Regions from separate parts of the Mus musculus genome. Here region 2 is linked to region 1. A link is a loop called in an ENCODE intact Hi-C map of the cell type or tissue named here. Cell type or tissue: left cerebral cortex. All regions are shown on one strand.

The links. A loop is a pair of places that touch in the nucleus more often than their neighbours do. Peaks named below come from ENCODE experiments on the same cell type or tissue, not always from the same donor. Only the 100,000 strongest peaks of a DNase experiment are listed, where the experiment ranks them.
Region 2: it touches region 1 in a loop (3.0-fold over the local background); 16 of 42 quality-filtered maps call a loop at or near these places.

What each region holds. Positions count from the first base shown.
Region 1 is chr10:77,874,883-77,882,882 of GRCm38, reverse strand. It overlaps Tspear (thrombospondin type laminin G domain and EAR repeats), which reads right to left. Exons shown (of 12, transcript NM_001287074.1): 9 at 7,769-7,998; 10 at 1,634-1,821. Among named protein-coding and RNA genes, the nearest start is that of 1700009J07Rik, 15 kb to the left of the region's middle. In left cerebral cortex, CTCF peaks have their summits at 139 (motif pointing right) and 3,657 (motif pointing right); a DNase peak (open chromatin) is centred at 3,662.
Region 2 is chr10:77,631,803-77,639,802 of GRCm38, reverse strand. All of the region lies in intron 3 of Ube2g2 (ubiquitin-conjugating enzyme E2G 2), which reads right to left. It also overlaps the pseudogene Gm46236. Among named protein-coding and RNA genes, the nearest start is that of Mir1930, 5.4 kb to the left of the region's middle. In left cerebral cortex, no CTCF peak of the experiment used is centred here; DNase peaks (open chromatin) are centred at 3,074 and 4,928.

The sequences.
Region 1 (8,000 bases):
TCTGCCTCCTGAGTGCTGGGATTAAAGGCGTGAGCCACTACGCCCTGCCTATCTTCATTTTTAAGTGTGTGCATGCATGTGTTATGTGTGCCAGTGTTTGTGTGAGTGCAATGCCCATGGCAGCCAGAAGGGGGCATGTCATCAGATTCCACCTGGAGCTGGAGTTACAGAGGATTCAGTGCTGCCCCGTGCAGGACCTGGAAACTGAATTCTGAGTCCCCTGGTATTGCAGCAAGCACTCTTCACCACTGAGCTGTCTCTTCAGCTCTTCTAAAGTGGATTCCCAATCCCACCTTCTTGTTCCACTTGCTTTCTTTCAAAAGGCCTACTGGGTGCTTTATTCTAAACCTAACTCTCAGCAGACTCCCAGCTCCAGATGTGGGAGTCTGGTATGGCAATATGACTCCCTCCAAGGGCCACTGGGTCCAGAGCCCCACAGGCAGCTCTGTTGAGATTGGTTCTGGGCTGGGCTGGACATTATTACTATTTCCTCTTTTTGTTCTTTGTCCCAGGTGTTATTTTTATTTTTATATTAAAAAAATATATATGTGAGATTGTCAAAACTAAACATTGTGGGTACCTGTCAATCAAAGAGTGGGCCCAAGTAGAAGCCCTTCCTCCCTTTCTTACCTTCCTGGACCACAGCCAGGAAGTCTGTGTGCTGCCTTGCCATGATCCCCCTTGCATCTTTATAGCCGTGCATCCCCATGAACACACAGTACCTGTGTGACCTGTGATGCGACAGCTATCAACCTTACATTTACTTGACTGTTGGCCTTAGAGTCTTTTCTTGGAAGAGTCTAAATTCCCTCAGTATTTTCTCTCTCAGGCTGAGGAGTACCTGGCACTCAGGAGGGGTGGCGAATATCTCTAATAGCTCTTAAGGAATAAAGAGCCCAGTTCCTGCTGCATTCTAGATTGGTAACCACACTGGGTCTAGCCTGAAGCTCAACCCTGTGACTCGGCTGTCACTGTCGGGACAGTGTAGCTGCAGCTGAGGTTTTCTTAGAGGTAGTGAGAGTCCTCCCAGAGGAACGCCACGAGGGCGGGGACAACTCTGCCTTCTCAGTGCTGAGGTGGTGGCCCTGCAGAGCAGGTGGGTCAGGATCTAGCAGCGCATGGTGGGAGGGGACACCTGTCTGAGGTCCTGGACCTCCCTGATGCTCATGCGTGTGTCATGACAGACAAACCATTTCTCCTTGTGGAGGTGCTGGGCCTTCTCTTGGGGAACTCACATCGCTAGACTTTTCTCTCTTTTAAAAAAAAGATTTATTTATTTATTTATTTATTATATGTAAGTACACTGTAGCTGTCTTCAGACACACCAGAAGAGGGTGTCAGGTCTTATTATGGATGGTTGTGAGCCACCATTTGGTTGCTGGGATTTGAACTCAGGACCTTCGGAAGAGCAGTCAGTCCTCTTAACTCCTGAGCCATCTCTCCAGCCCCTAGGCTTTTCTTGAAAGAAGAAAGCAGCCACAGATACAGGGCCAGCCACAGCGATGGTCCTCATTATCATGTCTACCTGCTCTGGATAAGTGTCCTGGGAGGAAGTTGGGGATGACCCCGGCAGGCCTTTCCTGTGTCACCCACCCATCAACTCACTCTGCCCTTGCAACCACCTGGTTGGTACCTGCAGGTGGGGATGTCCTGGAACTTGACAAAGGTCTGAGCGGTGATGTTCAGCTCGTAGATAACAGAGCTGAGGACATAGGAGTCATTTTGTGCCTGCATCTGCACATCGTAGCTGTGACTGTTTGCCACTGCAAGGAAGATCCTCTCGCCAATGTGGAAGACCTCCCAGTCTGCGGCGCCGAATGTCTGGAGCAAATGAAAAGCGGTGGAGGAGGCCCGGTGAGGATGGCTCCCATCCCAAGCCACTAATATCATCACCACTATGCCCGGTGACCTAGAGCCAGCTCTTCCACCGAAGCCACCTGGCTGCCATCCTTTTACCAAGACTCCAAAACAGAGTTCCTCTGCCTGTTTGCTCCAAAGGTCACTCAGTCCCATGAGGTGTGAGGTGGTGGAAGGAGTGGGCTGGAGACATTCACAATCCTGGTCCAGGAGGAGGCCCTGAGCAAGAGGGAATGTCACTAGGAAAGCCCTAGTAAGTATGTGACTACCTAAGAAGACAGAGGGACAGGAGGCCAGGACATAGGGAGGAACATGCTAGCCTGTATGGGGGTCTAAGGTTGAGGATAGTGCTCTACCAGTGGTCAGGAACCCCAAGCCACAGCCAGGGGCTCTGCAGTCTTAGCTCCTGCTCAAGTCTATATCTTCTGCCCTGAGCTACACAAAGAGAAGAAGCTGCCTTGTGGAGGTGAGGGGTGGAGCCTGTGGCAAGAGGAAGAGCTAGATCAGGAACTACTGTCCATCTGAGAGCCGAGGCTGCCACCGTATGGTCTCAGGGCCTCAACAGAAAGGCTGCCCAGGAGCGAGGAAGGTGGAGGGCACAGAACTCAGGCTTGGAACTAAAAGCAGAATATAGACACAGCAAAGCAAAAGCTAGAACCTAACTTCCAGAGGCCAATGGGACCAACAGCTAATTGTTAGAAGCTCAACTCTCCTCTGAGGGTGAAAACAGCACATGCAACTGCTATAAGGAATCATCATGTCTACTAGCCAGTGACACAAGTCCTATGGGGACAGGGGTGAACCCTGCATTTGGGTACAGTTGATTCCTGCTGGAATGTTCATTAGGTGATTCCCCTATGTCTCAGGATAACACCTTGGGCCAGCATCTGTTGGGATTCTCAGTGAACAATGGGGACCTGAACCCAGGACAGGAATGTTCAAGCCACACAGCCAGCAGCTGCTTCTCTGAGCAAGGCAGGCTATCCTGGGGCTGATCCAGGTTGTCCTAGCTGGGTACAGAGTGAGCCATGCTGTAGATTGTGCTCCAGACAAGTCAGTCACATGCCCTTGCTTCAACTGAGCAGAGAAGTCTCCTGCTTGAAGGGCATCTTGCACAGCCAGTGTAGGAAATGGCTCTGGGATTTCCATGTGTGTGTTCATATGTGCAGGTATACATACATATGTGTGCACGTGTGTGTGGAGGTCAGAGGTCGACCTCAAGTAGTATCACCCAGTAACCATTTGCTTTGTTATTTTCTGAGAGAGGATCTCTCTGTAGGACTTGGGGTTCATCAATTAAGCTATCGGTCAGCCCCAGAGATCGCTCTTCTCTGTCTCTCTAGAATTTAAGATTACAAGCATTTGTTTACTTACTACATGCCTAACTGTTGTTGTTATTGTTTTCAAGACAGGGTTTCTCTATGTAGCCCTGGCTGTCCTGGAACTCACTCTGCAGACCAGGATGTCCTCAAACTCAGAGATCCCTCTGCCTCTGCCTCCCAGTGCTGGGATGAAAGGCACGCGCCACCGCTGGCCTGCTTACTCCTAACTTTTTAACCAGGGTTCTAGGGACCAATTGGTAGATAAGCACTTTACCTACTGAATCATCTTCACAGCCTTCCTCTGGAGGTTATTATTATTATTATTGTTATTATTATTATTATTATTATTATTAAACCTGCCCTCAGTATAGGTCAGTTAACTCCTTGTCTGCACACTACCCAAGAGGCCTTATTCCTTGGATGTTCACAGTCTGGCAGGCCAGCAGAACGTAACAGCATTCTCTCCACAGACAACAGAGGGCGCCAATACCCGCTGAGCTCAGCTGCCCAGGTAGTGGGGCAAGAACCAGCTGGGAATCCAAAGAGGAGGCAGCTGGGAGACTGATCCAGAATGAGCTTGAGACGCCTGCGAGGCATAAGATTCACCTGAGGGATGAGACTCTGGAGGACAAGAGGTCCAGGAGCCCTGGGTCACAAAGCCTGGGGCAGGGCGGAGACTTTCTGGATCAGCCTACCTTCTCACAGGGCTGTGTCCAACTGTTGGGACCAGTCCCAGGACTACTCCAGTTAACCCGCAGCACCTTCAGACTGCCAGACCCCCACCCAAGCAGGGCAGAACACAGGTAGTGCCCTGAATGCCACCATATTGTTTCTTGTAAGTTAAGTGCTGAGAAAATAGTCCCTGCCGATGACATACATGTTACATCCCTGCAGGCATACACACTCACAAACACACAGGTGCACTCTCATGCTCACAGCACATGTGTACATGTATGTATATGCACAGGAATCTGTGTGTGCACATACACAGGAATATGTCCACACACGTGTATGACACATACACAATGTCTGTGTGCACAGACACAAATGTATGCGCACACCTGAAAGTGTGTGTCTGAACATGTGTATAGGCAGGTGCCTGTGTGAATGTATATACACACCCATGCAGTATGCATCTCCCTCAGGATCACCAAGGCTTCCTTTTCAGCTCTGAACTGCTTGCTGTCTGCTCACCTGCAGTAATGGGGCCTGAAGGTTGCACAGGAAGTCCTGGTCATGGCTGTTCTGTGCCACCCCAAGGTAGCAGGAGGCTCTCCTGGACCTGTGTGAGAGGTGTCACCTTCCTGCTGGGGCCAGGCCAGCCCCAGGGAGCAGCTAAGTGTCTTTCCTGCCACTCAGAAGCCCAGAGCTGGGGGTGGAGCTTTGGCAGTGCAGAAGAGTGGCCGAAGTGTAGGGGAAGAAGAGGGAGTCAGTGGGTGGGAAGGCCGGAAAGGGTTTCAGGAAAGCAAAACTAAAGGGACACCAGGAGCATGTGGGGAGCAGAGGTGAAGGAAGCCACTATGGAGAGCCCATGGGGAGACAGAGACAGCTTTGGGGCACAGAAAGGGCAGAAGCTAATGTATGTCAGGAGTCCTTCCTCATGGGGTATGTGAGGCTCACCCCACTGGGCAGGTGCTGGGTCAGGGGCTTCAGTCACCTCTTGGAGAGCCTGCTGTGTCCCTAAGAGAGACACAAAGCCTGCTGTGTGCTCAGGTAGGTGGGGCTCAGAGGCAGCTCAAGCTCCTGTCCTCTCTTTGAGCCAGGTGGGCCAGGGCCAGGGTGCTGACTTAGAAAATGTGGGTAACCCCCAATATCAAGTACTTGAGAAATGATATTCTATTCTCCCTTTATCCCTCACAATAGTTGGGATATAATCCTATAAAAAATTTCTTTTCATTTATCTAAGATTCACGTTGTCCATGGTTCCTTGGGAGTGTCTGACAGGGACTGGTGGAGACCTGCAGGGACCCAGTCAACTCAATCTCGGAACCCTTAGCTGGCCAGGTGGCTGGCTCACAGCTAACTAGTCACTGGCTGCAAGGATTCCCAGGGCCAGCTACCAGACCACCCCCTCCAGGCCCCAAGTTCTCACTACCCCCACTACAAGCCCCTCCCACTCAAAGGTGAAAGGGCAGCCACAGGCTAGATCGGGCGCTGTAGCTTAGATTGCTCCTGGTGCTGGAGCCCAGACAGTCAGATACCCTCTGGGCTAGAATGCCTTCCCTCTCTCTTAGAGGAATTCCCCCCAGAGAGCTGCCTGCTGTCCAAGCATTTGGGTGTGTGCCACCAGAGTACCTTGGCAGGATAATGGCACTTCCAGGAGCTGCTGCCAGGAACACCTGGCATCCCACAGCTCCCATTAGGGTGGGTAGGATACAAAGGCTGCCATCAATGGATTAGTAGCCGGGCAAAAAAGACTGGGCCTGGCTTTGATGGGGCTGGGGGGATGGAGAGAATGAGGATGTTTTTGTGGTCTAGGAGTGCCAGGAGAGGAGGGAAGGAGAATTCACAGCCAGGGCTGCCTCAGCTGCCAGGGAGGACAGTCAATCAGAGGCCCCTCACAGTGGGCACTCAGGCCAAGTAGGCACCCAAGGTTGCCAGGAGATGCACTCCTGAGGTCCCTGTGCACAGCGCACTACCTAACCAACTCCCGATGACCCCCTATGTGCTCTTGCCTGACCACAGAGGTCTCCCCCATATCTGGTGCCTTCTCAACCAGCAAAGGTCAGGGCCAGTTTCTGTCTGGGTAAATGCAGAAGTCACGGGTATGCTGTGGTCTTTACATAGCCCAGAGCAGAAGCATCCAAGGGCCGCCCAAGTGCTGGTGGCCTGAGAGGGATGCTTTCTGACCATACCTATGTCACAGACCAGGAAACTAAGGCAGCGAGGCATCCTTATGGCCAGGCCCCAAGGGTGGTCATGCTGGGGACATGTGTTCATGCAACACACACTCTTGCACATGCAAGTATCTGCGAGCAACAGTCCTGACCTTCAGGACTCACTCAGTGTTATTCTGACATCATATCTGATGAGGTCATTACCTACTCCTGCGAACCAGGTAGCTGCTGATGTCTCTGCCCTGCTCCCACAAACCTTACTGACGCCTCCCAAACCACAGAACACTGGCAGCTGCAAGATCAAAGTCTTTAGTAACCTCAGAAGCAAATTCCCACCTGCGTGGTGCCCAGAGCTGGTTCTGAGGCTGCGTGACTGGTCTGTGTGCTTTCTACTTGGTGGTGGAGTGATTTTTTTTTCAGAGCCAAGGTTTGAACCCAAGGCCTGTGTGTGCTACACGAGCTATCTATTGCTGACACATAGCCTGGTCTGGTCCCCAGAGCACACTTTGATTTCAAGGCCCACTCTAGAACCATCCAGGCAGGTGAATGGGAAGCTGGCCCTGGCCTTGCTATCACCACCTTGGGACCCGCAATCTGGGGCAAAAGGCCGGACACTGTCACTGGTTGGAGCTCTGATGTCCGGTGTAAACACCTGGTGATGGGGAGGGTCTGCCCTTTGCTCTTTAGGATCCTTGGTATGAAATGGCAGTATGGATGTCTGTAAGCTCCTAGGAGGGAGGGAGGGACGCACTTTGTTCATTCCAAGGCTATATGCCCTCAAGCTTCCCGCCTCTGGACCAGTGAGCCAAATAAACTTCCTTTGCTTACAAATCACCCTGCCTCAGGTATTCTGCTGGAGCAGTGGACCAAGGGCCCCATCATGGAAGTCTCTGCTCTAAGAGTAAGTCTCTGGCATTTCTACTGGAACGCTTGAAACCCTGGAGGGTGTGGCTAAGAAAAGCACCTTTCAAGAGTCTCTGTCTGCACCACTCCACTCCACAGTGGCAGTCAGTCTCTGCTCTGACCCTGGCCCTAGGCTTTAAGATTCCTGATGCCTGGAGTCTCCCTTTGAACCACTGTGCACTTAGCCATGGTGCCCTGGGAGTGCCTGCTCTACGGATGGGAGCTTGCCAGGTTTGAGTCCCTGCCCCACAGACCCTTCCAGAAAGGCACGCCCTGCAGAGGTGGGTGTGTATCCCCCACAGCTTGCAGGTATGTACAGGGTATGCAGTCTCGTTTGCTTCAAAGCTCGTGTTTCATGACATTGCAAAAAGGCAAACAGTGAATGTATTAAGGCATCTCCAGGGCTGAAAGAATTTAAGCAAAGGAAGAAAGACATTGGCAAAGCATGAAAGTGGACTTCTGTGGGTTCTGAGAAGTTTGGGGGGGGGGGAGGTGTGCTGCTTATAAGGGTAGCCTGTAGCTCCAGCAGGGCTGAGCCAGTCCCTCCTCTATGTGTCTTTGGTGATTCCCGGGGGCTAGTGGCTTCCAGCTGTCTCTGCCTCTGCACCCTGCCCTCTGCTACTGTTCCAGCTGTGTCCCTCCCCCTCCTTCAGCAGAGTCACTCTTGGGGCTGCTCTCCTGTGCAGCACGGAATCAGCCGGCCCTAAGGCTCAGGGTTCTGCTATCTAGTATAGATCTCACCACAGCTTCATAGAACATATTCCCCCTTCTCTTTATCTTTATATAAACACATCACACACAACACATGGGGTCCATGGCACTGTGCAGTTGAGAACCCAGGCTCCTTACCAGGAACGACTGGAAGAGCTGGAAAGCCCCGACCAGCCAGATGTACAGGTGGGAATGCACCTGGGTGGAAGTGCCATTGAAGGTGTTGGCCACCACCAGGAAGGAGTAAGGCCCCACGGTGAAGAACTCCCAGTCGTAGGCACCCGACGTGGCAATGGACTGATTGGCTTCAAAGAGCTGGCTGCTGGGGTTCCACCTGTAGACCATGCTGTCGATGTTGTGGTTGTCCCCT
Region 2 (8,000 bases), 240 kb after region 1:
GAGACCTCACCCCAAAAATCAAGCTAGACAGCTGTCCTGAGGCTGATGCCCCCACATACATGCATGTTGCACACACACACATGTACATGTATACGCACGCAACTCACACACAGATGAAATATCTCCATAAAAAAAAACAGCACTATAGCTGGGCAGTGGTGGCACACGTCTTTAATCCTAGCATTTGGGAAGTAGAGGCAGGCGGATTTCTGAGTTCAAGGCCAGCCTGTTCTACAGAGTGAGTTCCAGGGTAGCCAGGACTACACAGAGAAAACCTGTCTCACCCCCCCCACTCAAAAAACAAAAAACAAAAAAACAAAAACAAAAACAAAAAACAAACTGGCACTACAAATCTGCTTCAAGTTTTGATAGGTTATTTTAGAACAGTGATATACATACAGATCTGTAAAATACCAGCTGTGCTATTTATCACCATGATTAAGAAAGACAAAATTTCAAAAAGCTTTAATTTCATTTTCAGTCACACCCAGAGCTTCGAAAGAACAATGCAGTGTCTTGTTAGCCAAGTTTCTCTCAGTGACAAGCCTTGACTCTGGAAAGCGATCCTGTGCTACTTCAAAAACAACAGTGACTAGCTCTCCTGCTTGGAGGGATGACAGGAGGCCTGACAGTCCCCTGGGGCCCTGGCACCAGGCCAGGGCAGAGGATGCCCTGGGAAGCAGCAGCATGGCCGCCTTCACAGGGTGTGGTCAGCTGAGTTTTCCTCTCTCATGCTGCCTGCAGGGTCTGGATGGACCCTGAGCTTTCTGTCCTCTTAGTTGCTCGCTTGCTCATTCGCTCTAGCACTAAGGCTGGGTAACTGTCACCTATGGGCGCTCCCCATCCTTCTGCATTAAGAGGTCAAGGGGGCTCACCCCTCACCATTGAGCCGAGCCCACTGAGGAGTCACCATGAGCAAAGCCCACTCTCCACTGAAGAAGTTTATGGACAAGGATCTATCACTGACGTTAAACGGTGGCACACATTTATGCACACAGATGCACTGGGGCTTTGATCCCTTTATGGATCTGTGATTGGTGAGTATGTGGAGGCAGTAACTAGTGGGCAGCAGAGTGACATCGGAACAGGGTCACATGGCAAACAGCTTCATCATGCCAGAAGCCTTGGAAACCCTCCCCAAGGACCTGTCCAAATGATAGAGACTTAGGCTTGGACATTTTCATATGAAACTTTTTGCTAAATAAACTTTTATGATACCTTAAAAAGAAAAGTTGGTCAAGGGGCCTGCTGCTATTTACTATGGAAGCAAGGGATTGCACAACGCAGTCCTTAAAGCTGCAGTCAGAAGGTTGATAAACAGATACCATCCTGGAAGTAACCCGGCCAGCCAGGCATAGTGGTGCACACTATTAGGCCAAGCACTTGAAAGGCAGAGGCAAGCAGACCTCTGTAAGTTCGAATCCAGTATGGTCTATATGGAACATTCTAGACCAGCCAGGAGTACATAACAGAGACATCCTGTCTCAAAAGGGAGAGAGAGAAACAGACACAGACACAAACTGAAGTACTGTGATAGAGAAGATACCCTGTAGGGCCTCGTTATACCTGGCACCTCTGAGTCTAGAGTGAGAGAAAAATGAGTAGTGTCCTTGGAATGGGCTCCGTGGCATTTGCTCAAGGCTTTGATAACAGGTCTTTGTTTCTCATAATAGGGCTTTCTTTAAAATTAAAAAAAAAAAAAAGTCTACTGCGTTGTTCTCAGCCCCAGAAGCATGACCCAACATTTCCTCAAGTGCGCCCACATCTTAAATAGCAAAGTTGTTTGCGAACACTCAGGCTTACTACTGGTTTAAACTGGGGTTTCTTTCTCTTTTCCAGCATGCCTGCCATCTGAACAGGTATGCAGGTGGCAAACTATGCAGGGGCATGCCTGCCAGAGGTAGGACATGCCACAAAGAGGCTTCCTGCTCCAGAACAGAGAAACAGCCCAAGAGAGCTTTCGAACAAGTTTTACTCTCTGCTTCTGGGAGTAAAGATCCTCACCCCAAAGAACAAGAAAGGAAACTAAACACCCAAAGCACGCACCATCACTGGTGCCGACAAACATCTTCCATCCCCGACTGCAAACTCTGGCTACATTACTATCTCCAGCATAGCAGCAGAGAACTGTGCAACCTGCTGCCCATGGGTGCCTACTTAAGAGCTTCATTGGCTTCTCTGTCTGTGAGAAAAACACATGTGGAAGACAGTGACTGGACTGTCATGTTACTCCTGCCCGACCGAGCCCACTACCTAACTCAGCCTGTCCTCCAGAGCTGCCTCAGATCATACCAGCAACACACATGTAAACAAGGAACTCCAGCCAGAGCCTGCCTTTCACTGTTAGATGCTGCAAGGTGAACCTGGGTCAGGAAGACAGAGGCTCAGAGTAGCCTCCTGATGCTGCAAACTGTTTGATACCTTCTGCCTCTATACCCTGGGCAGCTGTTCCTACCTCACCAGGGCCCAGAACATGCGACAAGGGGATGCATGCACCACACATCTGGCCACATGCCAGGCTGATGAGACTGGCTGGCTAGGCAACAGGGGTTATCAGAAACTTGTCTGTTCCCAGGACCTTGTTAACAACAGGATACCACCATAGGAAGCTGTGACTAGAAAAGGGGCCACATGCACCTTTGCTGTCCCAGCAACTTGGATGGATAGGGACACCCTTCTTCTTGGTATTTAAATGCTTCTTCCACAGCTAGAACCAGGATAGTAACATATAGGGTTTGCTCCATTGGAATTCGAGGTCAACTCTATAAGGAGTCACAGCCACACTTAGGACATTAGGTGTCTGAGACAGAGTCACTGCTAAAAAATCTTAAACACAAGTGCAGTATTTGAAAGGCACTAAGTCTGTCAACTATAAGAACTTTACAGTGAATTCTAACAGAATAACACAGCATTCACTTGCCTACATAAATGCTAACCTTACTCATGCTGGAATGTATTCAAATACAGACATATGTAAGCAAAAAGGCAAGCGCCTCCTTCAGCCTATGTATGTCCTCTCCCAGAAGACTGAGCACTGCGGTTCTGCAGGCTCTCCTGTGTGCAACTTTAGATTGTAGCGTGGGTATGAGTGATGGGAATGAAGTTCTCAAACACCCACACTTACAATGTTATTCAAGCAGCAACATCCTACAAACTCATCTGATGACTTCACAAAACACCAACAGGAACCCTGCAGAAAATGTTGTGTGTATGGACATTCATGGCACTTGGAACAGCCTGAAGTCTAACAGAAAGAACAAGGCCAGAGCTACAACAACCAGATGGTGCAGTGCATGGCATAAGGACGGGCACAGAGCAGTGACCTCGGATGTCCAAAACTAAGGCCCAGTATCATGGTCTATACTGACCTTTGACAATGACATCAAGATTATTTACTCAATGGGGAAATTCAACAAAAGGCCCTGAGGCATGAGGACAGTCACAGGCAAAGAGTGAAGGCTGACTCCGTTCCTACATTTCACTCAGTACAAACTAACTGACGGAAATGTGGAGAGCTACATGCTACTGGAGTACTTAGCACTCATTGTCAACCTGACAAAATCTGTAACCTCCTAGAAGGTAAGCGTCTGCGTCTGCTTGGGAGGGTTGATCTCAATCAGGCTAACTGAGATGAGAAGACCCACCCTAACTGCCACACAAATAAAAAAACGTGCAAAGGACCAGAAAGATGCTCAGTGGTTTAGAGCACTTGCTGCTCTTCCAGGTCCCAGGTTTAATTCCCAGCATCCATTTGGTGACTCACCACCATCCTAACTCCAATCCCAAGAAAAGCACTTCCCCTGGCCTCCACTGTATCATGCAGTCCACATGCACACATGGGGACAGAACACTTCCCAGGAGCCCTCACCCCTCTCTGCTTCCGGACTGTGATCCTGTGTAACACCACCTCACACTCCTGCTGCTGTGACTTGCCACCATAATGGACTATGTTCTCAAAAGCCAAAAAGAATTCCCCCGCTCCCTCTCTGCTGTCCTGGAACCTGTTCTGTAGACAGGCTGGCCTCTGCCTCCTGAGTGCTGGGACAAGGCTAAGGAGTGTGCAACCACGGACTGTCAAGCCTTTCTCTCCCCGTTTGCTTTTGTTAGGGTATTTTATCAGAACAATGGGAAAGTAACTAATACAGTTATTACGCTTGTAAAGAAAGTATGAAAGAAAGCCCCTAACCTCTGGCTCTATGTGATGCTAAAGCACAGGGCACTAAAGGAAACCACTACAGCAGCTGAAAGGCGGCCTGGTGATTAAGAGAACTTGCTGTTCTTGCAGAGGACTGAGTTCAGTTCCAAGAACCTACATTACCATTTGCAACACCAGTTCCAGGGAACCCGACCTGTCCCCCAAATGCTCCTGTATTGAAAATGTGGTCCCAGGCTAGAGTGATGGCTCAGCAGCTAAGAGAGCTGACTGCTCTTCCAAAGATCCTGAGTTCAATTCCAGCAACTACATGGTGGCTCACAACCATCTGTAACGGAATTACAGATGCCCTTTTCTGGTGTGTCTGAAGATAGCTACAGTTGTCATATATATAAAATAAATAAATTAATTAAAAAAAAAAAAAAAAGGAAACGACGTGGTCCCGGCTGGCAGGGTTCCCAGAGCCCTGAGCACACAGCTGACCAGGCCATTGGAGGGCTGGAGGACATGGGTCCCAGGAGTGTCAGGGTGCCTCTGAAGGATGTGTCTTGCCTCTTCTGACTAGTCCTCTCCTCCCTTCCTGCTTCCTCTCTCACAAACAGTAAGTTGTTGTCTCTGGCACTTGTCTCCATGATGAAACCATGACAACATAACCACTGACAAGCCTCTATCTACACGGGACGACCCGGACATCAAAGCCCACCCCCAGTGCTCAGCCTGTGCAGAGCCACAGTGACAGGCCATGCAGGAGGGCAGTGGCAAAGCCAGCAGGAGGTGTCAGGCTTCCTCGGTGTCCAAAAATACCAGGGACGCAGGAGGCCCTAGAGACCCACGAGAATCTGAGGGAAGAGAGGCCCCACTCACCAAAGAATAAAAGCCCAGCCAGTTCTCTGCCAGAACAGCAGGGTGAGACAAACCCACAGGAGGACAGTTAATTCCTTGATAGATGTTCTAAGAACATTTGTAAACGGCCTCTTCTTTGTGAAGGGTCTGGAACAGGACCAAAACCCACAAAGTCACTAGATCTTGAAGCAGGGGAATTCCATACTAACGCAAAAGCCCTATTCAAACACAAACGTGCTCTCCCAAAAATCAGTTCTAATTACTTTTTAAGACGGGTTTTCAATATATTTGTTTAACTTTATGCTGTTTATATAAAATTAGTAATAGCTAACAGACTTTTAATAATGCACTTTTAAAAATCCATACTAAAGAGAGCTCAGCTGTTCTTTAATAAGCTTCTACACCCATGGATGCATATGACCCACCACCTTCCAAATATTACAGACTGATCAGGTGCCCTGACCTCTGCAGGCCTCCTAACAACCGCTGCTCCTACGGCAGGCACGCCGCTGATGGCATACGAGTAAGTGCAGGTGTGCCTGTGTTGACACAGGACATAGCAGATGAAATAGACAGGACACACATCAGTTCACACACATGATCACATGATCATATGCTTCAGTTCACAGATCACATGATCACCTGCTTCTTTAAAAGCAAACAAGGCCTGGGGGCATGGCTGGAGGCCCAGAGTTTGATCCCCAGCACTGAAAAGTAAGAGAAAGTACACGGAGCTCCACCTGGCAGGCCACAGCCATGCCCTGGCTTGGGGCAGCCCTGGCTACAGGCCTCTATCGTCCCACAGAAAAGCAACAGAATCATCCCTCCCGTCTGGCTTCACCAGTGTGATCTAGAATCAGCAAGTTCCAGAAATGATTCCTAAATTTAAATAAATTTTATTATAGAATATTATCAAAATTTGGGGGGCGGGTTTAGATAGTTGTTTGGTTGATTTTTTTTTCTTTCTTTCTTTTTTGAGACAATGTCTCTCATACAGCCCTGGCTGTCCTAGAACTCACTAGGAAGACCAGGCTGGCCTCACACTCAGGCCTCCATTGCCGCTCAAGTGCTGGGGTTAAAGGTGTGTGCCATTACACCCAGCCAGTTTTTCTATTTTACTAGCTCTTGTGATTATTGCTACAGCCCAAGGTTTCCAGCATCCACCGGAAACTTTGGACATAGCCCTCAAAACCACAAGGCACAACTGTACCGCACTGCACACAGACTCCGGGAGACTTAGAAGAAATGGGACCCAGCAGGCAGTAAGGTCTGAGAGAAATAAATAAGGGCTGCGGTGCTTGCTCTCGGTCCTGGATAAACTTTAAAGACAACCAAACTCCTTACTCCCACTCAGCTTCCATGCATCATCTAAAGCTCACAGGGCAGAAATGACCAGTCCTCTTCCTAGGCCAGCCTGCATGGCTTCAGGAACAACTGTGCCAAGCCTGTAATACCAGCAAGTCAGCAAGCTGAGAAAAATGATCAAAAGTTCAGGTATCCCTGGGCCACAGGAGTTCAAGACCAGCCCAGTAAACTTAGCAAAACCCTGGCTCAAAATCAGAAAGAGCTTGGGCATAGGTGTGGCAGTGCCCTGACGCACACGGTTCCAGGTATGCAAGGTGGCAGTGCTCTGACAGCACGCACACCATTCTGGGTATGCAGGGGTCGGGGCAGGACGGCCACAATGTGCTCTAGCACAGACATAAACAAACCCTCCTTGCTCAGAGCTCACAGTCCTGTAGTCAAACCTTCTTCCCTACCCTGTCCTCCAGACCAATAAAATCCAACCTGAAACACTACAGCCAATTGAAACTTGCATTCACTAACAAGAAACTGATTATAGAATGCACTTTCCTCAGACTAACCTAACTTCATTTTCTTGTGCATCTAAGGTAGAAAGAAGAAAGTTTAGCAGGCCGAGTCTGATCAGCGAACATCCTAAACCCAGGTTTCTATTTCCAAGCAAAGTGACTCTAAGAAGTTAAATATCACAGCATCTACATTGGGGCTAGGAGCCATAAGCTCACTCAGGACCAAGAGCAATGCAGGACCTGCATGCAAGAGAAAGCAAACAGGAAATAAGAAGCAGAGGAGGGGAGGGGAGAAGAAGAAACAAAAGCCTTGGCTCTTCAGGTGTAATGCTGCTGCTCCTGTAGGTCCGAGGGCTCACCTGCCGCTTTGAGGGCCCTTTTCCTACTAGGAAAGCCACACACACTATCTAAGGCTCATCCACCATGGCAAGGACATATTATGAGACACACACACACACACACACACACACATATAAACATACACATATGTTTCTCTGTCTAGCTTCCTGGTTTCTAAGCTGTTCTTCTGGGTTGGGCCTTCAGCATTTAGACAGACCAGTCAAATTGGGTCATAAAGAAATTCTCTGACTTAACTTTCTCCGTGATAGGTGCTAAGACCATCCTCCATCCTGAAGGGTCTGGGCTCACGACCTTGATAAAATAATGTACAAGGGGAGGCCAAGAAGGTTAAGCAGACAGGCCAGCTGAGCTCCCATGCAGGCTGTCAGTCACACATACTGTGAACAGGCATCAGAGAAAGAAGAGAGTGGTACTAGAGGGTGGGGTTGAAGCCTCTGGACAGCAGCACATGGCAGCTCACAGGAAGATGAACAAGAATCCACCATGTGCTACAAAGTACACAGGCCTTGCCCAGGATCTCTTCACTGCATATCTGTACTATTCGAAAGCCCTTTAGAAGGGCCAGAGAGATGGCTCAGCAGTCAAGAGCACCTGCTGCTCTTTTTTTTTTTTTTTTTTTTAAATTATTTATTTATTTATTTATTTATTATATGTAAGTACATTGTAGCTGTCTTCAGACACTCAGAAGAGGGGGTCAGATCTTGTTACGGATGGTTGTGAGCCACCATGTGGTTGCTGGGATTTGAACTCTGGACCTTCGGAAGAGCAGTCGGGTGCTCTAACCCACTGAGCCATCTCACCAGCCCACCTGCTGCTCTTATAGAAGACCCAGG